Regions from separate parts of the Homo sapiens genome. Here all the other regions are linked to region 2. Evidence: chromatin loops called from intact Hi-C (ENCODE). Cell type or tissue: endothelial cell of umbilical vein. All regions are shown on one strand.

What was found. Peaks named below come from ENCODE experiments on the same cell type or tissue, not always from the same donor. Only the 100,000 strongest peaks of a DNase experiment are listed, where the experiment ranks them.
Region 1: it touches region 2 in a loop (9-fold over the local background); 13 of 110 quality-filtered maps call a loop at or near these places.
Region 3: a loop joins it to region 2, with 5 times the contacts of the local background. A loop is called at or near these places in 9 of 110 quality-filtered maps.

What each region holds. Positions count from the first base shown.
Region 1 is chr5:120,148,117-120,156,116 of GRCh38, reverse strand. No RefSeq gene overlaps it. Among named protein-coding and RNA genes, the nearest start is that of PRR16, 310 kb to the left of the region's middle. In endothelial cell of umbilical vein, no CTCF peak of the experiment used is centred here; a DNase peak (open chromatin) is centred at 3,516; H3K27ac peaks cover 1,692 bases.
Region 2 is chr5:120,441,934-120,449,933 of GRCh38, reverse strand. All of the region lies in intron 1 of LOC124901054 (a long non-coding RNA gene), which reads right to left. Among named protein-coding and RNA genes, the nearest start is that of PRR16, 18 kb to the left of the region's middle. In endothelial cell of umbilical vein, no CTCF peak of the experiment used is centred here; DNase peaks (open chromatin) are centred at 1,983 and 3,693; H3K27ac peaks cover 2,476 bases.
Region 3 is chr5:120,384,329-120,392,328 of GRCh38, reverse strand. No RefSeq gene overlaps it. Among named protein-coding and RNA genes, the nearest start is that of PRR16, 76 kb to the left of the region's middle. In endothelial cell of umbilical vein, no CTCF peak of the experiment used is centred here; a DNase peak (open chromatin) is centred at 3,848.

The DNA of each region.
Region 1 (8,000 bases), 290 kb after region 2:
ATATTACATAATCAAACTCATAGAAGCAGAGAATAGAATAGTGGTTGCCAGGGGCTGGTAGGAGAGGGAAATGGAGAGCTGTTGCTCAATAGGTATAAAGTCTCAGTTACACAAAACAAACAAGTTCCATTTATCTACTGTACAATGTAGGGTCTACAGTTAACAATATGATGTTATGCATTTAAAACTTTGTTGGGGTAGATCTTGTGTTATTTGTTCTTAGCATAAAAAAAGAAAGAAAAATAAAAAAAAAACAGAAAAGAGCACAGGAAAATTTTTGAAGTTTTGTAAAAAAAAAAAAAAAAAAGTATGTTTAATACTTGATTGTGATAATGATATCACAAGTGTATGCATATATCCAGACTCATCAAATTATCAAATTGAATATATTAAACGTGTGCCATAAAGTATGCGAAGCAATATATATTAGCCCGATGTAGCCATTTCACAATGTATATATATTTTGAAAAAACATATTGTATACTTTATATAATTTTCATTTTTCAACTTAAACATTTTATTTATTTATTTTTTGAGATGGAGTCTCGCTCTGTCACCCAGGCTGGAGTGCAGTGGCACGATCTCAGCTAACTGCAACCTCTGCCTCCTGGATTCAAGCAATTCTCCTGCCTCAGCCTCCCAAGTAGCTGGGATTACAGGCATGTGCCACCATGCCCGGCTAATTTTTTTGTATTTTTAGTAGAGACGGGGTTTCACCATATTGGCCAGGCTGGTCTCGAACTCCTGACCTTGTGATCCACCCACCTCAACCTCCCAAAGTTCTGGGATTACAGGGGTGAGCCACCGCACCCGGCCAACTTAAACATTTTTTAAGATAAAAATAAATGTGCAGTTTTTTTAATATATCAATTGTACCACAATGATGCCGTTAAAAAATTGGGCTTTAAAAGCTATGCAGCTTCCCAGGAGAGCAATACTCCCCAGTCCCCACTTCAAAGATGTCTGTAGAAGAAAATATACAAGAAAGACCCTCTAAAAGGATAGCACTGGTGTTCATAGAGATCAATAGACAAGGATTCCTTCCAGAATGCTGACTTCAGATCTAACCATTAAATTTCCTCCACTGCCATCGCAGAAAAGTTTTAGAAATACCTTCCCAGAAGGAGTTCAACATTGCTCTGTGAGAGTGCCTGCCATGAGTTTCCCATTCATCCATTTTCAGAATGGGCTTTTTTATGGTTGTTATATACTTGCTTCACTAGTGTATGCTGACTTTTAGTTCCTGGGAATCAAAACACAAGAATACACACTGGTCTTGATCAATAGAACTGAGCATCTTCCAAATACTTTTGAAATATTTGATTTTAAAATTGGTGCAGGTGTGACATGGGGTTTTAGTTTCCCTCACTTGAAGAGAAGAAGAGTCTTCTGCTTTAAACATAGGAAAAAGGCTACAAGAGTCTTCTGCTTTAAATATAGGAAAAAGGCTACAAATTAATATTAATATTTCATGACCAGAGGGGCAAACTGTGGCAGAAACTGCTTGCTGTTTACAAAAACAAGACAATCACAATGAAAACTACATTCTCTTCTTCAAGTGCACAAAATTAGACAGTATTTTTAATAATTCCTTTTATTATGGTCTGTCCATGTGATGAAGTTGAAGTGATATGTGCTATTTTGGGGTTTAACCAATGAAAACATCCCTAAATCTTTACACTACAGATCACTGAAATAAGATTATCATGCTATCCTTGGATACCTCATCAGAGTTTTCATCAATGTGAGTTTCTGTGTGACAGATAGCAAGGAAGAGAGTTGTTCCTGTCCCCAAGTAACACCTGCCTTGAACCATCATATGAGAAAGAAATGAATTTATCTTGTTCAGGAGTTTTTGGTGAGAGGAGCTAAAAATATACTATACATCAAAATTTTAAAGTACTACTTTCATAGCCATTCACCTATAGATTTATTAATGTTCCATACATTACAGTTCCTCCTCTAAATTGTAATGTTGGGTAAGACAGCATAATCTGCATGTACTCCCTGAGGTTCTTCAAACTTTGTACATAGCTGTCCTATTTTCAGATCAATCGTTAATGTTTGTACAAAACCTATATAATAGTCCACCTGAGCTATTAAACGGTCTACTGTCAGGTATAATTATTTTCCCAATTATATACCTTTGGACATTGAGACAGAAATAGGAAAAATGAAAACCTTCTTCTCAATCACATTTTGGGAAATGTTGGACCAGGATTTAGGCTGAGGCAATAAGACCCCAGAAGTTATACTTAACTATGGCCCCATGCAATGGCTTATGATGAAATGCAAAACTGCTGTTCCACTTGCCGTCCTCACCATGGCTGCCAAACAGCTTTGCATGTTGCTGGCTAACACTGTTAGCACAGAATTCCTACGATTTGAGAAATATGGATAAGACTTAGAGAAATTTACATTACAGAAGAATTCCTTATTTTGGAAAAGATCCCAGCAAGAATCCCTATAAACAAAGAGTTATCTTGGTGATTCTTAAGCAGAGTTGACTTCACAGAAATTTGAAGAAATGTAAAGATTCACACATTTATTGGATGAAAGTAAAGGGTAGTACTTAATCTTCTCTACCCTAAATATATAGTGTGTAGAGGCAAGGTTTGAAAGTTTTTAAATATATTCATGGAATTAAAACACTCTTTCCTTCTAGTAAAGGGAAACTGATTCCAGAACTCGTTTGAAAAAGCACTATTTCAGGCCTTAAGTTTTCTCATAAAATATTTTGCCTTGGTGCCAGGTTTTGGTGTGAGTTCCTTCTATCAGAATGTCATAATAATATAGTTCGTGGATTTTCTACTTGCTTTGAATTAATAAACAATTTTTTCTTCCCATACCACAGTGGATTCTATTTCTGTGTATTCCTTTTCTCATTTATTTACAACAGCAGTCCCCGCTTATCCACAAGTGATATGTTTCAAGAACCTCAGTAGATTCCTGAAACGTCTGATAGAACTAAACCTGATTGCCATCAAGCGGAATGTGTTTCTGTTCATGTCTGCTACTCTCAAGTTTAGTATCTTTTGCATCTTAACTGAGCACTTAAGATTCACTGTGGCTTAACTTTTCTGCAGTTTGTGGCAAAAATAGCACCAATTTATTTTTCCTTCACAATTTCATGGACAGAAGATTCATTTTTACCATACATCTCACCAACCTCAGGATACAATTTTTTTCTTTTCTTTTTAAATCAATAATTTTTACCTTTTCACTTAAAGGAAACACTTTACAGCTTCTCTTTGGCATATCTGAATTGCCAGCACCACTCCTCTCACTTTGGGTCCATTATTAAGTAAAATAAGGCTTATTTGAATACAGGCACTGTGACACTGTTAAAGTGGGTCTCATGACCAAGATGGCTCCTAAGCGACTAACAGCTGGGTCACTCAGACAGTCTAGATACACTGGACAAAGGAATGATTCACATCCTGAGCAGGAAGATGTGAGATTTCATCACATTACTCAGAATGGGGTGGAATTTAAAACTTACGAACTGTTTATTGCTATAATTTTCCATTTAAAATTTGTGAACTGTGGCTGACCATGAGTAATGGAAACCTCAGAAAGTGAAACTAGACAAGGGGGGACTATTTATTACTTCAATCATTCAAGAGGTGTTGACTGTCTATTGTATTTATAAATCATTATGGTATATATAAATGACTAAAGTCCATGTCCAACATTCAGAACAATGCCTGGAACACAATGGGCACTGAACAAATATTTATAGAATAAATGAGTGAATCAGTTAATGGATCAAAAAATAGTCTTAGTTCAGCAACTACAACAAACTGAAACTTAAAACAGGAGACACGGTCAACACTTGAATCTATCCACATCCATACTCGAGTGTGGCCTACAGTGTTTGGAAGGGAATCATATGGGAAATAGACCTTCAGTTGAGATTCAAAGGATGGGCATGATGAGTTTTAAAAGATTCAAAACAGGACACGAATGGTAAACAAATTAAAAAGGAATGGATACACATGATATGCTTAGAGTCAATAAAGGAACCAGTCTGGTTATACAGACTGTTTTCTTATCATAGCCACATGGCCTCAGTGCCCTAAAAATGTCCCCAACAATTAGGCCTCTCACTTCCTACACTAATCTGGTGCTCTCCTACTGCTCAGGGCATTGAAAGGGATGGGTCCAGCCTAAGCACTGAACATGTCTTCTAAATCACCTTCCTGGCAGGAAGCAATGGTAGGGTAACTAGCTTACTTGAGACCTGAGGGAAATCACTGCTAGTTAAATAAGAACACATAAAATTGAGGGAGAAGACCACAGATGTTAACTATAGCATGGTTTGAAAGAACTATTTGTCCTTAGAGTCCCATATATTCTTTTCTTTCAGTATTCACTTTAGAAAGTAATTGATTCCAGTCTTAAATCATAAGTAGAAGGTATATGTTGGCTCTTCTGATAAACATAGAAGTGCTAGGGAAAGACATCCATTTAAATAAATCACTTGAATGTCAAGGGGGAAAACATTTTAAAAGTATATTTACATTAGGCTTTTCTGGCAGAAGTGAGCCTTTAAATTCTTTTTAAAAAACCATCCACAGAAATCCTTCTTAGCCCTCTATATTAATAGTGGCATTATCTACAAGCAAGACTTCATTCTCTGTTTCTCTTTGCTGTACTTCTATTTACACCTCCTTAACTCTCTATGTGATCATATTTTGAGACTGGTTTTGCAGCTTAATGTCATAGACAAGTCAAGGTCCTATAAGTAAAGGAAATTGGGTTCTAGTCTAAAGTGTTACTACTCATCCCTCTTGTGGCATCAATCATACAGTACGATTAGGTGAACTTTAAAATTTGCTCCTGTTTGAAAATCTATACTTAAAATATTCAGGGTCCCTTAATATATTTTCAAGAAAATCTAAAAGAATTTAATTAGACATGAGAGACATCTTTTTTAGAACATTGTTCTTTTTGTCTCCTTAGCCATGTGATAAAAAAGAAACAGTGCTTTCTAAAAAATGTGAAATCTCTGTGCACACAGTAATTTGTGCTGCGAGTAAAGATTCAGCCCATTATATGTCACTTACAGCACTCTACTCCTGGCTGCTGTCATTTCAAGGACGAATGATGACCCAGGTTGGCCAGATCTCTTTCCAGATATTTTGAAAATTTGGACTGGGGTACTGAAGCTGAAAATATGTGAGTGTATTGCTTCTTTCAGACACTCTGATGGGAGAGATAGTCTGAGAACATTAGGCTATCTTACAGAGAGAAAGAGCAATGAGAAACTAAAATCTCTGGTCTATGGTTGGTGAGACTTCTGAATTGTAAGACAAATTTCCATTTTATTTGAGTTAGATTTCTATAATTTATAGTCAAGTGAATCCTAACTAATAAAAGTGCAATAGAGTAGCACAATTAGTGCTGTGTGCTTATTTTTTTACTGAACTATATATTTTAAGCTTATTCTATTCTATTTCTTTTCTTGTAAGAAACCTAGCCTTTTGTCTACTTCATGGCTCTTTTGTATGTTAAAACATCATTATCTTATAGTACATGCTAAATGCTGTCTATATCATTCATTCTATTTTTAGCCAACATCAAATTAACAATGCTTTAAAATATAAAAATTATTGTCAGGATTTCGTACACAAAAATTATGCAATAATTTTACTTTCTGTTATCAATTATTTGGCCAATATTTTATTTATTGCAAGAGTTGTATTATAAATGAACATTTAAAAGTTCAAAAATTTGAAAATATTTTATAGTATATATTCTATGAAGCAGCACCATTTGAAAATACTCTGGTTCTATATTTTTCATTTTCTCTCAATTCCAGAAAATTTTGGAAATTATATAATTTGTATGCATATATATATTTAAATGCTTCTAAGTTGCCCATTCAAATTTAATTTTTTTCATTCTTCATGTCTAGAAAATGAGTTATTTAAATTAAAACTGTGTTATAATTTTTTTAAGATTATTGCCAAACAACTTGTAGACATGGGTAATTAATATCATACAAATTTTACTCAAAACCTTACTTGAGAATGCCACATATATAATACATGCATAATTGCCTGTGTATTGTTTAAATAGGGGAGGGAATCTCCCAATTTAATGGAATGTAATTGTTACATAAAGAGTGCTAAGAAAACTCATCAAGTCATAATTAATAGCAACACTCACTCTGCACAGAAAATAAATGTTTTTTTTTTTAAGTTCAGGGGTACATGTACAGGTCTGTTATACAGATAAACTTGTGTCATGGGGTTTGTTGTACAGATTATTTTGTCACCCAGGTATTAAGCCTGGCACCCATTAGTTATTTTCCCTGATCCTTTCTCTCCTCTCACCCTTCACCCTCAGGTAGGCCCCAGGATCTGTTGTTCCCCTCTATGTGTCCGTGTGTTCTCATCATTTAACTCCCATGTATAAGTGAGAATATGCAGTATCAGAAATTTTTTAAATATTTTATTTAATTCCATGTTTAGTCTCTCACCAATACTAAGACCACAGAGGGGAAATTATAATTTTTTTCCTATTTTTATTAAAGAAATAATTAAAGCATTTTTATACACATTCTTAGTCTTGGTTATCCATTTGTACTATTTTCTTTTTGAAGCTAAAGCTTCTATCTATATCTGACATGACAGAATGAGTCTATACCCACATGATTAGAACTAGTTGCAGAAAGTAGACTCAGAGATCTAAGTTATTATATATATGTGTGTATCATAATCCTACAAAATATATATTTTGTATACAATTTGGGGGATCCTCTTTAGAAAAAATATAAAATTACAAAAACAATTAAGGCATAGGATCTTGGAAGGAAGCCTTGCAAGTGACGTTCCCTGAAGCTTAAACTTCATTAGAGTAATGTTAAAATTTTCTTTGGGTGGACATAACAGTTTTCTTCCATGTTAGTCTTTAACATTCACACAATTTTGTGAATACCTGAATTTCCAAGAGTAACATCTAGGTAATACTTTCAGCTAATTAAAGGAGATATAGGTCAATAAGAATATGCACAGTTGATCTGAAACTATTGAATATGATGTTCAGAAATCTCACTTAGTCATGTCTTTTAAAAGTCCTATAATGATTTTATTATCTGATTCCATTTAATTGTGATGTATTAAACAAAAAGAACAAAATGGGGAGAACGTTTAGAAAAAATAGTATGCTTAGTCATGATAACCATATATGAACAAATTTTTATGGAAAATACCATAATTAAAAATTAGTATAGAGCCTTCCATAAGAGAAGCATTCTTTTTAAAAAATATTTTCAATAGTTACCTATTTTTTTTTGTGTGTGTGTAATCAGAAAAATATTTTATTTGTTTATTTATTTTTTATATATTTTTTTATTCAAGTTATTTTTTTTTTTTTTTTTAGTATTTATTGATCATTCTTGGGTGTTTCTCACAGAGGGGGATTTGGCAGGGTCATAGGACAATAGTGGAGGGAAGGTCAACAGATAAACAAGTGAACAAAGGTCTCTGGTTTTCCTAGGCAGAGGACCCTGAGGCCTTCCGCAGTGTTTGTGTCCCTGGGTACTTGAGATTAGGCAGTGGTGATGACTCTTTTTTTTTTTTTTTTTTTTTTTTTGAGCACGCTGCCTTCAAGCATCTGTTTAACAAAGCACATCTTGCACCGCCCTTAATCCATTTAACCCTGAATGGACACAGCACATGTTTCAGAGAGCATGGGGTTGGGGATAAGGTTATAGATTAACAGCATCCCAAGGCAGAAGAATTTTTCTTAGTACAGAACAAAATGGAGTCTCCCATGTCTACTTCTTTCTACACAGACACAGCAACAATCTGATTTCTCTATCTTTTCCCCACATTTCCCCCTTTTCTATTCGACAAAACCGCCATCATCATCATGGCCTGTTCTCAATGAGCTGTTGGGTACACCTCCCAGACGGGGTGGCTGCTGGGCGGAGACGCTCCTCACTTCCCAGACGGGGCGGCTGCCGGGCAGAGGGGCTCCTCACTTCTCAG
Region 2 (8,000 bases):
TGTAGCTATATACAATCAATATTCCTGTTGGGTACCTCTGGTATATCGTGCTTTATGTGTCATCTTCTGGGTCAGATATGAGATATTTCAGGGCTACCATTCTAACTTAGATGCCCATTATGATCATTACACCCACTTTACTTCTAATGATTAAGGACTTCTCCCTGGCTGTTGCTATTCTGAGATTCTCTCACCCCCACTGTTAAGGGGAAGTGACAGAATCTCCCACGGTCAGCCCTGTCATACACAGGACAACCATTACTAAGGCATTCAGGAATTCTGGTGCTTCTTTTGCCAGTGCATCCTTTATTGCTTTGACATATTCAGCTGGTGTGTCTTTGAGTCTTAGAAATATTCATTCTAGCATAGGCTCTTCTCTGAGACTTTTGATCCATTCTTGCGTATTCTTCCACAGCAGTTCTGCTATTTCCAACTCCATGTAGGTCACTGCCTTTTCCAAGTTTCTAAGAGTCATCCAGGAAGTATATTAAAATCATCTCCAAAGGCCTGTGTGTGGGTCTTAATTCCTGGCATGGTGGATGGACTCCAAATGGAAAACTCTTTCATGTTCATAATTATATTCTTGTGATTTCTGGTTCAGTACCTTCAATATATATTCCCAGTCATACCTACCAATTACTTTGGGTACGTATTATACATTTTAACCAGATCTGATGGTTCCTTTGGTATAAAATTCCTCTTCTCCTTTCACATGGGGAGCTCTTCCCCATTCAGCTTATTCTCAGATATGACAAAATTATTGGTCTGGTGGCAGGAAGGGTAGGTACTTGTTACATTTAAGGCCTCTACAGAGTCTTCAAACAATGGGTACCATTACCTTCTCACAAGGCAGAGTAGACCAATCCACAGGCCTAGAGGTCTAAGGGGAATCTTGAAGCAATGTATTTCAGCCACCTCAGGACCTCTAACTGAAATGCTTTTCTTTCACTCACACAGCTACAAGATGCACTTCCTCACATTTTGGTAGTTTTATTTATTTATTTATTTATTTTTAGACAGAGTCTTGCTCTGTTGCCCAGGCTGGAGTGCATTGGTGCCATCTTGGCTCACTGCAACCTCTGCCTCCCAGGTTTAAGCTATTCTCCTGTCTCAGCCTCCTGGTTAGCTGGGATTATAGGGGCCCACCACCACACCCAGCTAATTTGTTTGTATTTTTAGTAGAGACGGGGTTTCACCGTGTTGGTCATGGTGGTCTCGAACTCCTGACCTCAGATGATCCACCCGCCTTGGCCTCTCAAAGGGCTGGGATTGCAGGAGTGAACCACTGCATCTCACCTTTGGTAGCCAGTTTTAAAATAGTATCTTTATAGTGATATCTTCCTGGACCACACTACTTTTGCCTTTATGATGACTACTGATAATATTGATTATATTTTTTTCTAAATGAATGCTAAGAATTTGAAAAACCCATGACATGTTTGCCTTGACTTTGAGATAAATTATGCCTATCATGCCTGGCACAAATTCCAATTACATATCGTTTGATCCACTGTATTACAACAGAACTTCATGAACACCAATCATATACAAATCATGTTACTAAACATGGCCTCCTTTTTTTTTTTTTTTTGGCTTATTTTGTATTAGCAGTGTGGCAGAGAATTGCCCCAGACACTCATATCCACCCCTCAGTGCAGAAGCCACCTAGCGTTGTCCCTACTGAAACTCCTCATTACTGCATCTTTAATAAAGGCTTAATTTGTCCAAATATTCTAAAGATTGCAGTGGCCAGTTTGCTCTTGGGTAGCCTGTTTATTATGGGTAATAGAAGCAATCAGGGTAGAAGAAATCAAGGCTGGATAAGAATACCTTCATGATAGTGGGAAGACATTGGAATGAGTCATAAAGAAAATATTACAAGAGCATTTGAGTGACTGCTGCCTCCCTCTATAGGTCTCCATAGGGATGTAGACCGTATTTTCAACTTGAATGCTTAGCTAGTCAGTGCTTGATGGAAAGTCAGGGAGTGATGCAGAACAAGAATAGGATAACATCTGCTGTGTCCTTATGTACTCTGCTCAGTGCATTATATGCATTATCTCATTTCATCTTTACAAATCTCCTATGAGTTAGGTAATACATTTATCTTTATGTACAGATGAGAAAAGTGAGGCAAAATAGTTTAATTGTGTATGATCACACAAGAAGAAGTAGCAGAGCTCTGAATGATTTCCCAGTTCTGGCTGACTACAATGTCAGCTCTGGGACCAACTACAAGCATTTGAGTCAATAAAAGGAACTCTTTTTTAACTGTTATGTACATACAAACTGGAATATGTTTTGTTCTTTTTTGGTCTCATTTTTCATCTACACAATAAGGATATTTTACTTGATGATGTCTAAGAAATTTTCCACCTGCAAAACTTCAAATATTTATTTAATCATTTACCTACTGAGCTTGCATCAAGTGCCCAGATATTTTAAAATACAACACTAGATTTTCTTAGCAATATAAATTCAATTTATTCATTTTTTTCTTGCATTCCCTTTTTTTAATAGGAGATTGTACAATGAGACAGAAATAAGATATCATTTGTGGTTTTACTTTCTTTCCTGGGTACCTTTGATGTCAATATTACAGATACACAAACATGTAATTTGTTTCACCAAGAGTAGGCAACATCCTCTTTACCCTGATAATATTTTCTTTATTCTAGAGACAGAGCCTGCTTGTTGAATACCCTGCATATTTATGTAATTGACTATGTTACTCTCATTTCCCTTTTAGCTCTTTAATGAAAACATGCAAATAAAAAGTCTGGAATGTTTTCTCTGATGGTTGAAATTTATTACTTGCACCATAAATTTGAGGTCCGAGAAACACAAGATTGTTCAGGATCACACAGTTTTATATTCCAGAAGCTGTAAATGTTTCCCACTTAAGTAAAAGCAAATACTTTTGCCATTGTGCGTTTTGTGTTTCTAGCAGCCTTACATACTCTACATGCCAGAAATAATTACTCTCACCATGTTTCTTCTTTGTTTATGGGTATAATCCATTTCACTAATTACTCAAAACATGTTTTCCTATACATCATGCTGGTAACATCTTTTGAACAAGTGTAGATTTAATGCCTGTATAACACTTTCATTTCTAAATAGAAATATTTTGTTCCATTCTCTTTTGAAATAATAATGTCAGAAAAGACATCTACTCTGAATTTTTCTATACTGAATTATTTTTGTGTTCCATTGGCTGCAGGTTAGCTCCCTCAGAAATCAGTCTACCAGGTAGCTTACAGGATCCACTGTAGTGGGCATTTGTTAATGACTCTAGTAATCATTTTCCTGTCCCTTTCTCCACTGTTCTACATCACAAGGAAGGCCATTTTCCTGCCAGCTAGCTTTTTTTTTTTTTTTTTTTTTTTTTTTTTACCAGTCAGCCTCTGAGCAAGTTTATTAATGGTGAAAACTGGAAAAGAGGAGTAAGAGAGAAACAAAAGTATTTCTTCATCTCTTAGGAGAGAGTTAGATACCATGGCAACATCTTTAGCAGTGGCTGTATCATCTCAGCTCATAACAGAACAGCCCCTCTCTCTAGGATATGATGGTTCCTGGCAAGGAATCTAGCTTCCCTTATAGATTTGTTATCATCATTTCTTCCCTTTGTCCCTGCTCCAGGGTTGTCCTGCTTCCAGCTGCTGTTAATCTCTGGCTTGCCTCACCAACCCTTTTTGACTCACCAGCTCTTCTATCACCCATGTAAACAATTCCATGAATTTTATTTTCTCTGTTTGAAACACTTAGTAGTTTCCGTTTCTGGGCTGTTTATGTTTTTACACAGATTAAGCCACACTTACTCATTTGACAGGCATTCACAACTACTGCATTATGAATCGAGCTTGGGTAAGGCATTGTAAGAAATCTATGGTTAAGGGTGTCCCTATGGATAAGTACACATTTTTCCTATCTTTTATGGAAATTATAGTCCAGTATGAAAGGGGGTATTTTATAATAAATTGAGCCTACAATTAATTATTGAAATAATATATATTTCTCTTTACATATAATTAATGATCTGATATTATCACTTTTTGGTTCATAAATGGAACATTCTAGCTGTGTCTTTACATGGTGGAAGGGGTAAGTGGTCTTTAATGCCTCATTCATAAGGACATTAATCTCATCTCCCAAAGTGTCTACCTCCTAATTCCACCACCTTAGAGATTAGCATACAATAAAATAATTCTGGGGAAAGGGAAGGAACACAAACATTCAGAACATAGCACTTACCATTCTTAGTTTTCATTTCACCAATGCTGAATTTTTATCAATACTAACGTATCTCAGTGTAGATAACAATGCAGTTGTTCCTTTCCATGGGTAATTATTTTACCTTGGCTCTTCTTCACAGCTAGGACTCTTAAATAAACCTGTCAAATTCTCCTCTTTCATTGTTCCACTATTTTCTTTTAATTTTCCCTGTCTATTGTTAATAAACATGTGATTGTTTCCACTTTATACAAAGGGCCACTGCTTAATTCCACCTGTGTATGTTTCTGTCTGCTTGCTTCCAACTTTGTTTCTCTCTCATACAATGTGAACACATTCAAAGTAACATTTACACAAATTGCTATACTAACAAAGAACAAGGAATGAGCAGCTGTGGAGTCAGGAAAAGGCTTTTTAAGACTGAGGTCCTGCAAAATGCATAAAATATTTCTAGAGTAGTGGTCCTCAAACTTTTTGGTCTCAGAACAATTTTATACTCTTAAATGTAACTGAGGGAGCCAAAATTCTTCTGCTTACATGCATTATATTTACCTATATCTACTATATTGTAAATTAAAACCAAAATTTACAACATATTTTTGTTTATTCACTTACAGATAAATAAAAATCACTGCATGCTAACATTAAAACATATTTTTCTTTTATAAAAAGTTGCAATATTTTCAAATAAATCAGTGATATGAGTTTGAAGAATATCATTGTTTTACAATTTTGTGAATCTTCTTAATGTCTGGTTAACACTGCTGGTTTCTCATATCTGCTCTGTATTATATCTGTTGCAGAATATTGTTTTGCTTGACATATGTAAAGAAAGTCCCACCTCATACAGGTATATAATTGAACAAGGGAAAATAACAGTGTTTTCAGATAACTAAAAATAGTATTACACTAAAACTCAAGTAGTAGTAAGTTCTTACATGTTCATTGTAATGTGCATTCTGAAACTGTATCAGTAACCTTATTTTACCCTGCCCGTTTCATTAAAATCAATTGGTCTGTCCTGCACTTTAATAGTTTATCTTTAAACCATTATATACTGATCATTTGAAAAATATTTGTTTGTGGAATTATGCAGAATTAGAATTTCAAAATTTTGACACATTTCATTATACACTATAAAAATCACATCCATTAATATCATTACCAATATTCTCAGAAAGGTCTTTAAGTACTGAGAAACACTCAAGCTCACAGTGGAAAATAGAAGTTTTTCAATATTCAAATTTTCCTGTGAAAGCTCAAATGTTATCCTTGGTTGTGTATAACATCAATAATTTGTTTTTTTGGAGTGATAGGGTCACTTTGTTCATTTTCCAGAAAATGTCTGCCAAACTCCCAATTCTGAATAACAATTTTCAGTTATTCCTTTGAGTAAAAATGATGATCAGATCACAACTCAATTGCACAGTGTTTTTGGAATAACCACTGTTTTTTAATGCCCAGCCTAAGTGCTTTATTTGTATTTCCCCTTTTGTCATACAGCATATTTTTAAGTTCAATAATTGAGTCAAAATTTAATAAAATTTATAATCTTAATAGCCTCATTAAAGACATTCTTGAATAAAATTTTCTTTTTTAAAAAAAGCTGTAAGTGCCTGGCTGTGAAGACTACAATAATGATGTATGTATTTCTGCGCCACTGTCTTGATTGGTGCTGTTTAATCTACCATGGATTGCATAAAATCAGTACCATGTCAGCATACAGAAAAAGCCAAATAATGTCATAGTATATTTTGAAAATATATTTGACTTCCTGGAACCCTTGAAGGGATCCTAAGAACCCTCAGGGTTCCACGGACCAAACTCTAGATATTGCTGCTGTATACAGAAGCCTGAAGAACATTCTGGCAGAAGTAATTGCATACCTAAAGACTGAAACCACACATATTTATCAACAGCACCTAGTTAACAAGAGCTTATAATTATAAATAGCACACAGTCTGCCCCCATACATGATTATTCTTTTTCGTCTCCATGCCATTGTACTCTCAAAAGGGCAGGGTAGATAGTAAGAAGGCCAGAAAGATATATGGAGAAGATTATGAAGTTTGTTTGCATCCTTTGGTCCACTTTGGTGGGAGAGTCAGCAATGTGCTACCTTGCTCTTAATATTTTCAGTTCATTGTTCTTACAGATCTGTAGAACTATACAGTCCAATATGATAGCCATTAGCCCAATGTGCTTATTGAAATTAAAATTAAATATACTGAAATAATTTTAAAAATTCAGTTCCTTGGTTAAACTGGTAATATTTCAAGTGCTCAATATCACATGTGGCTAGTAGCTAGTATACAGCATTTCCACCACTACAGAACATTCTATTAGAGAGGGTTGCTGTGGAATATCGTACTTATTTTCTTCCTCACAAAAAAAAAATGTATTTCATTCCCCTTATGGTAGTTACCTCAAATGAAAAATTTTACATAATCTGCCTTATTGTTGGTACTTTGCTTTGTTTCTGTTATTTTGTTTAATATAAACCCCCATGAGAATGCACTTTCCAATACACTAGACTCACAATTTGTTGATGTTCTATATTTCCAATCTCCTTTACCTCTGTGTTTCTCCTTAAATAAGCCAGAACTGCTCCATCTCTGAAACTTCATTGTCTCATTCCCAGATCACATATCCATCTTTTATCTCCCATTTCCTTATGTCCATCTTACTTGGTATTTGAACTTATTAAGAACAGAGCATAGCCATAGACCTATTTTACATGATTAAGTAACCGCTCTCTCTCTCAAAATAGAAAGAATTTTCTGGCCTGGACTCTTGGATGCTATCACTTGAATGGAAACTCTGCCAAGTACCTCAAGTGGCGCCCATGAATAGTATCATCCATGCCAGTTTAATTGTTTTAGGGCCTGCATTTTTTCTTTTCTGTCTGTGTTCTGTCTGATGTTCGCTCTACTTTCATTCTACCCCTTTGAAGTTGAACATACATCAAGAATTTTGAAATATAATCATGACAGTTACTGAAGCCTTTTAATCCTCTTCTCTTCTCCCCACCTACTTGAATTCCTATACTCTGTCTTCTACCCACGTGCCTATAGCAGAATCCAGAAAATTGACCATAACTCCATCCAGTCTACCATACAATACATACAACTGGTCACTAAGTTTTGCCCTTTCTGCCTTCTAAATGTCTCTCATATCAATTCTCTCCTCTCCAAACCTCTCAAAACAAATTTGCTGGTGGCATTGGGAAGGGGGATTGGTTGACTAGAATTAGAAGTTGTTCCTGGAACAGATGAGGCTCCAAAAGGGTAATTTGGGTTTTTAATGAACTTCCAGAAGTCTTCTAGAAAAAAAGGATATAGAGAGAATTTCAGATCATGAGACAACAGGATCAATAATTTGTAAACATGTAGAGGCAAGTTGGAAAGGTATAGCCCACAGCTTCTTGAAGCTGTACAGAAAGAAGAAAATAAGCTATTACAGGCAATGAAAAGAGCATTTTGTGGAGAGATTTTGCAATGAAAAATCTATGCATGATGGTAGCCAGCGGTGAACGACGGTGATGGTTGTGTAGAATACAGCAGCTGTCTCAGAGGGAGCAGAAGCCTTGGTATTAAAACTCTTGTTTCAGTCTGTGACATAAAATTTTGCCAACTTTATCTGCACAAACTCTCAGCACCCAACTTCCTGCCTAAGGCAAAGGAAGAGTATGTGTGGAATAGCATCCCTTCACATCTCCTAATCCCTGTTGCTGCATGGGAGGCTGGTGGCTGAAACAGCTGATTGTG
Region 3 (8,000 bases), 58 kb after region 2:
TCTGAGACTCTTAAGTTAAAATAAATCTCCTATTTCCTCAGCATTTTAGCCATTATCAATTGTCATTCCAACAATATTTGATATACCCTGACTTTGAAAATGAGTGCCTTTTTAAAACTATTTATTTAACAAATACTTGTTAAATATTACTATGTTCATAACATTGTTCTAGGCATTAAAAGTTAGCCAATAAAGAATTCCATACCATAAAAGCTTAGGTATTTGTCTTGTTAGTTCAGGCTGCTACACCAAATTACTATAGACTGGGCAGCTTATAAACAACTGAGATATATTTCTCACAATCAGTATACTGGAGGTCTGAGATCAGGGTGCTAGCATGGTTGGGTTCCAGTGAGGGTCCTCTTTCAGGTTACAGAATACCGACTTCTTGTTGTATCCTTATATGACAGAGAGCAAAGTGAAGCAAGCTCTCTTGGGATGCTTAAAAGGGCACTAATCCCATTCATGAGGGCTCTACTCCCATGACCAAATCACCTTCTGAAGGCCCTACCTTCTAATACATCACATTGAGAGTAGGGTTTCAGCACATAAAATGTAAGGGACGCAAACATTCAGCCTATAATTGTATTGTAGTTGCAAAATCAAAAAAAATATGCTTGAAGTTGTTATATATAAGTTTGAGACTGTATTTGACTTAATGTCTAAATGAATTTGTTTGCCTAATACATTCTATTTGAGTTCTAGACGGGTAAGATAAATGGGCATTAGAATAATTAAGAAAGACTACACTGTGTGTGTAAAGACTGAGTCAAGCCCAAAAGAAGGGGGATCATTTGAATATAAGTACAGAAAGAATAGCATCTTAGGTGGGGAGACTGACTAGCAGAGGCTTAGAAAAGAGATGGAGAATAGCTATATGGAAAAGAAAAGCAGCCCAACGGGCTAAAGAAGTGTTCTAATGCTGAGGAGTGAATAACTTGACTGTGGCTAGATTTCCTATGCTTAGTTAAAAAGATGTATGTGCCTACAGGTTTTGAGATTTTGTGTCAGAGTATAGGGAAGTCATGAGATATATACCATATATCTTTCTGGAGTAACAATTTTACTCACATTTAATAAAAACATTAATTGACATCAACACAAAGAGCACTATTGAGTGTAGGTTGTAAGATTCAAATGAAGCTCAGCTGAAAGACCTAAGCTGACAACATAGATGTAAGCTTTGTTAACATCCTATTGGTAACTGAAGGCCTGACAATGAGTGTGATTATCAAAGACAGTGTTCAGAGTAAGAAAAACAGAGTTTTGGAGCAGACAGAGAAGGAGCTGCACATGAAGGAGCTTGAGAGAAAGTAGTGGGAAAAGTAGCAGGTACCCTAAGACAGAGGTGTGATGGAAGCCAGGATTTCAAAGAAGAAATTGTCATGCTTGTCAAATACTGTAGAGAGTTCAAATGAGATACACATTCAAAGTGTATTCTTTAAATTTAATACTTAATAAGTGATTGGCAACACTTGACAGAAGATTTTTCAGGAAAGTTGTGTGTTGGGAAGCTCAAATAAGGTTAGAATTTTAGAGTGATGAGGAGGGTTTCTTCCCTATCCCCAGAAAGTGGCTCATCTGTAGGTCACAGCTTCCCTTTGATGAAATCCTCTGGCTCCCTACAAGTGAGATTGGAGTTCCTTCTCAACTAGTTTGGAAACCTGTATACCTCCTACGTGCTGTTCAAAGCAATGAAGTGACCTCAAACTACTGGGGTTGGCAGGGGAAAATTTGAAGGAATTATCCTGACGTGAAGAAACGAGCATGTGGAACAAGAGTACTACCCATGCAAGGGTGAAGATCTTACTTGAGGGGTGGATACCCCATGTACCATGATGTGCTTATTTCACATTGTATGCCTGCTTCAAAACATCTCATGTACACCATAAATATATATACCTACTATGTACCCACAAACATTAAAAATAAACAAACAAACACAAAACCAAATTCGCCATTGGGTGATGAGTCTGTCTTTAAGAAAAAATGGAAAAATATTTTCCCAAGAATGGTAGAATGGTTGTTAGAGTCTTGGGTAAAGAAAAATTACTTTGTTAGGAGGGAGGAAGGAAGCTCTTATCAAAAATAAAATAAAATAAACAGGCAAAATACAGTAAAACTATGATACTCATAAGCGTTAGTAACTGTGATTTGAGACTTGCAGATCTTCACCTTTTTCAGTCCTTTACTACCTGCTGTGATCTGAATGTTTGCATCACCCCAAAATTCATATGTTGAAATCCTAACCCCCAAGGTGATGGTATTTAACAAGTTGGGCCTTTGGGAAGTTATTAGTTCTGCAGCACAGCCCTCATCAATGAAGTTGTGCCTTTATAAAAGAGGCCCAAGAGAGATCCCTCCCTCCTTCCATCACATGAAGAGACAGTGAGGAGGTGCTGGTCTATGAACCTGAAAGTGAGTCTTTACAAGATCTGCACTACATTGATCTTGGACATCCCGGCTTCTGGATCTGTGAGAAATAAATTTCTGTTGTTTATAAGCCACCCAGTCTAAGGGGTTTTATGATAGCATCTGAACAGACAATGACACTTCCTAAGGTGATTTTCAAAACTAGGTATTTTCTTATACATTTTAAAAGTTAGAATGTAAAATTTGTATCATATATTTCAATAGCTAAAAAGGATATTATTTCCATTTTAAATACAACTGTTATTTTTTAAAAGACAGCCAAAAGGATTATAAATATAATAGTAATTATGTGATTAACCTATCATTCAGTATATGAACAAATTATTTTTAATATTAAAAAGGCTCATTATTTTTTCTCAATGAAATTATATTTTCATCCAATTTGCCATAGAAATGTTTATCCTAGTATATATTTATGCTTGAATGTTTCTATTAAACACCCTATCATACTTCTTTAAAATATGAATACATAATTAAATATAAAATTACATTATGTTTCTAAAAATAGGCTTCAAGTATCTAAAATGTCTTCTGAAATTAGTTATTGCAATTTTTTTTTTTTTTGAGATGGAGCCTCGCTCCTGTTGCCCAGGCTGGAGTGCAGTGGCACAATCTCAGCTCACTGCAACCTCCACCTCCCGTGTTCAAGAAATTCTCCTGCCTCAGCCTCCTGAATAGTGGGATTACAGGAATGCGCCACTGCACCCGGCTAATTTTGTATATTTAGTAGAGATGGGATTTCACCGTGTTGGTCAGGCTGATCTCGAACTCAGGTGATCTGCCCACCTTGACCTCCCAAAGTGCTGGGATTACAGGCATGAGCCACTATGCCCGGCTATTGCAAAATTTTTAACCAATTTCTCAGAGCAACAGTAGAAATCATTATAAATGAAAATTCAAAAACATAAAAAGTAATAATTTTATTGGAAAGAGATCTATCCATGAGATAACTGGGAAGGAAAGTTATGGTCCCTTGATTAAAGGAGTTTTCCTTTAGCATCTGGAAGTTTTGCATCTCTGGGCAGTGAAACAAAATTTAGGATGAGGAGAGGTACCAAAAAAATAGTGATTGTCAAAGGACAGCCAGGAAAGGAGAAGAGGCATGCAAAAAAGACTGGGGGACACTGAAAAAAGTGGTGCCAGTGCTGGCCAGAGAAGACTGTTACAGAGCACAGCAGAGGCTTTCACATGGCAGGCATAGGAGCAGATGTAGGAAGAAAGGTGTGCATACATATAAAATGTTGTTGCTGACATTAGAGCTAGTGCATCCAACACTAGTAAAAGAAAAAAAAAATTTTACAAACTGACAGAAATAAAGACATTGAGCAAAGTATGAATCATATCCTGTTCTTGTAGAATTTTGTGGTTAATTTGGTTATGGGAATCAGCCACTAGAAGTTTGTATAAATGTCTTTTGACTGAGCTGTGCAGAACCAAAAAGGACAAACAGTTTCAAATAGAGGAAATTGCTTCATCTTTAGAGTGAAACTCTGGCATTTACTTAAATTTGTGTTCCAGCTGTCAAATTCAACAGAAGGCAAAGGTTAGCTGTTTTTAGGATCTAATAAATACTTGAGAAATACACTCACCATAGAGCCTGCCCACTGGTAAAATATTCCACACACATCTGCTTAATGAATAAGTGAACTAATTAATGAATGAATGGTCAGCATCCCCACCAAAGAGGCAGAAGAATCCTGAAACCCTTTATACTGCATATAGGAACAAAGACCTGAGACTTTGACATCTGTGAAAACCTGCTGCTACTGTGATAATTTTAGGAAACGTATCAATTGAACTTCTGAAAGTGATTTTAAAATGTTTATTTTAATTGTATTTTTCTAGCTCTTCCACTTTGTCATCACAAATACTCTTAGTCTAAGGTACTTATGAATTATTTCCCCAGCAAAAACACCAATTCTAATTTAAAGCCTCAAGGCTTTATTTTGAAAGGAAAAGCTAAGCTAGAGAACTGAGATTTAAATTGATTTGAGTGAATATTCAATTAATGTGAAAACATCTATGAATAATAGAGATAAAAAGAATTGGGAATTAAATAGAACTATATCTCTTCAGATTTATTTATTTTAGGTTATGTAAATTAAGGTTATCTGAGAAACAAATGCCAAGATGGGATTAGACATGAAAAACATTTACTGGGAAAACATCTGCTAAGGATAAAGGCAAGAGAGTTGGAGAAGGTGAAAAGAACCTCCAAACCAAGATGCAGATCTAAGCCTGTAGAAGTAGAAGGGGAAGGAAAGATGATGGGGTAGGGAGGATTTCACACTGCAGATCAGTTCTGAGCCAGTTGGGTCAGGCCAGTTGGGGAAGGAGGCCTTACACTCATACCTGTTGTAAACTGAATGTTTGTATCTCCCCAAAACTTGTATGTTAAAGCCTAATCCCCAAGAGGGGTCTTTGGGAGGTGATTAGGTTATGAGGGCAGGGCACTCAAAAATGGTATTAGTGACTTTATAAGAGTCTGAAGAGATCAGAATTCTTCCCTTCCACCATGTGAGGACACAGGTAGAAGATGCCAAATATGAATCAGAAAGTGAGCCCTCCACAGACACTAATCTTCATATTTTTCCATTCTTTACTCTTTGCTGCAGTCTGAATGTTTGTGCCCCAAACAAAATTCATATGTTGAAATTCTATCCCCCAAAGTGATGTTATTAAGAGGTGGGGCCTTTGGGAGGTGATTCAGTCTTGGGGCAGAGACCTTGTGAATGGGATTCTTAACCTTATAAAAGGGATCCAGAAAGAACCCTCCCTCCTTCCATCACATGAGCATACAGTGAGGAGGTGCCATTCTATGAACCTAAAAGTGGGTCTTTACAAGATCTGCAGCACCTTCATCTTGAACTTCTCAGCTTTCAGAACTGTGAGAAATATATTTTTGTTCTTTGTAAGCTACCCAGTTTATGGAATTCTGCTACAGCAGCCCAAATAAACTGAGCCATACCTCCATCATGATGGCTCATTGAGTGTGGTCACTCACTGAGTAGGCCTCAGCAGTACCTGCCAGATGATCCAGTGAGGCAGCAGCATGGAGCACCTCTCAGTTCTGCCTGCAGTTGGAGATAAGAGCCACAGATTTTCACAGATGTAGCAAAACTGGGATAGACATGTTTTTGATATTTTAATGTTTCTTATTCTAATTTCTAACATTTCAAAACAGAACATAATGGTGATTATGAAAAAAATAACAACTTATAATCATAGCCGGGCGCGGTGGCTCACGCCTGTAATCCCAGCACTTTGGGAGGCCAAGGCGGGTGGATCACCTGAGGTCGGGAGTTCGAGACCAGCCTGACCAACATGGAGAAACACCATCTCTACTAAAAATACAAAATTAGCGAGGCGTGGTGGCACATGCCTATAATCCCAGCTACTAGGGAGGCTGAGGCAGGAGAATCACTTGAACCTGGGAGGCGGGGGTTGCGGTGAGCCGAGATCATGCCATTGCACTCCAGCCTGGGCAACAAGAGTGAAACTCCGTCTCAAAAATAATAATAATAATAATAATATCATAGTTCATTAGATTTACTTATAAGCACATGTAAACACATATGAGTAAATGTCACACAGATACAAAGGCACACAGATCAATCTTAGTAATCTGAAGATCTACACTTTAAAGTCTTGGTTATATATTATGACTAAATATTTGAAATATATAGAAGAAACTACTGAGCCCTTTTAAAAAAAATTAACCAAGAAAGGCCAAGAACAAAGATAATGTCTGATGGGCTCTGGAGGTCAGTTTCTCTGCAGAAACAATGACAAACTTTAACCCTGGACAACCAGTGTTTTGAAAATAGGCACTTCTGTTCAATGAATTACATGTGTGTGTTTTTCCCTAAGCCAATATGAGCTACAGTTTTCCTCTGTCATTACTCACATTTCTTGCTTTCTTTTTTGATACTTGGTTTCTAGGGAATTAAACAAATAAAAATATCAAAATTGTTGAGAAGAATTCCATAAAAAAAGAATTGTTTATAGAATATAAAATGGCATTGTGCATTAATAATAGGTACAATGATCTGATTTAAAAAATCAAAAATTAGTCCATAAACGATATAAATAAGGTTGACATTTCAGTTTGATATAGAAAGAATGGATTTAAAAAAATAATCATTTCTTTATAAAGGAAATGTTTGTGCCTCATCTTTATGCTAAAATGAAATTCTGTTACCCAAGTTTAAGTTTTAAAAAGTTGTATGGAAGTGGTACATGCACATGATAAAATATAAAGTAATTCTGGATTATAATAAAAAGCAACAGTTTTTAGCCATATTTTTCCCACTCCTCACAGAGACTTACTTTTATATTTTCCTATTTTAATTCTCCTGCTGATTAACTTCATAACTACAATTTACTTACATCCCTATTTCTTGATTTATTAGCCTTGATATCATATCTGTAAATAACCACAATGAAACATGCAGATTTGGCTCCAGGTTGAGTCATCCTCATTTCAAAAGTCATCATCCACTTTCCATTTAACAAAAAATTTGTTGAAATCTATCACCTGCTGGCTGGGCATGGTGGCTCACACCTGTAATCCCAGCACTTTGGGAGGACGAGGCAGGCAGATCATCTGAGGTCAGGAGTTTGAGACCAGCCTGGCCAACACGGTAAAACTCCGTCTCTCCTAGAAATACAAAAAATAAAAAATAAAAAAAAGTATCTGGGCATGTTGGCAGGTGCCTGTAATCCCAGCTGCTTGGGAGGCTGAGGCAGGAGAATCATTTGAACCCGGGAAATGGAGGTTGCAGTGAGCTGAAATTGTGCCACTGAACTCCAGCCTTGGCCACAGAGCGAGAGTTCATCTCCAAAAAAGAAAAGAGAGAGAAATGAGAAGCTGAATTAAAAACTCGAGAAAAAAATGAGTAAAAATAAAAATACTACATGTATTTCTATAATGCATGTGTGTATGTACAATGTAACCTGGGGAATGTAACCTGGGAGAGCCATTCTAAGCAGAAAACCAAGATTAGAGAGAGAGAGAGAGAGAGAGAGAGAGAGAGATAGAACTTAAGAAGGACTAAATGTGTTTTTATTAAAGGATCAGAAACATAATTCAAAGAATATAATTAACTGAGAAAAAATTATCTGCTCCATACCTAAAGTATTAATACCTTTCTTGTATAAAGAGGCATAAACACAAAAATAAAGGTGGACAACATTATATGAGGGATATAAAGGTAGACGCTGAAGCCAAACTTCTTGGCTTCAAACCTTGAATCTTCCACCTATTTGTCAAGTGGGGATAAATTTAATACTATTTTCATATTAGGAAAGTTTTGAGAGTGTGATGATTAGGTACACATAAAGTACTTAGAAAGTACCTGTAATGTAAAGTACCCAATAATTGGTAGCTATGAATTTTTATTAATATTGTAACTATTTAGGACACATTAATGAAAAAAATGGGCAAAAAATATGAAGAAGAAATCTCCTAAAGAACTGCAATAGTTGTTAATAAATGTGAAGCAGAGGATATAAATTATAGGCAAGATATATCATTATTCAATTACTTGGTTGAAAACAATGTCAGT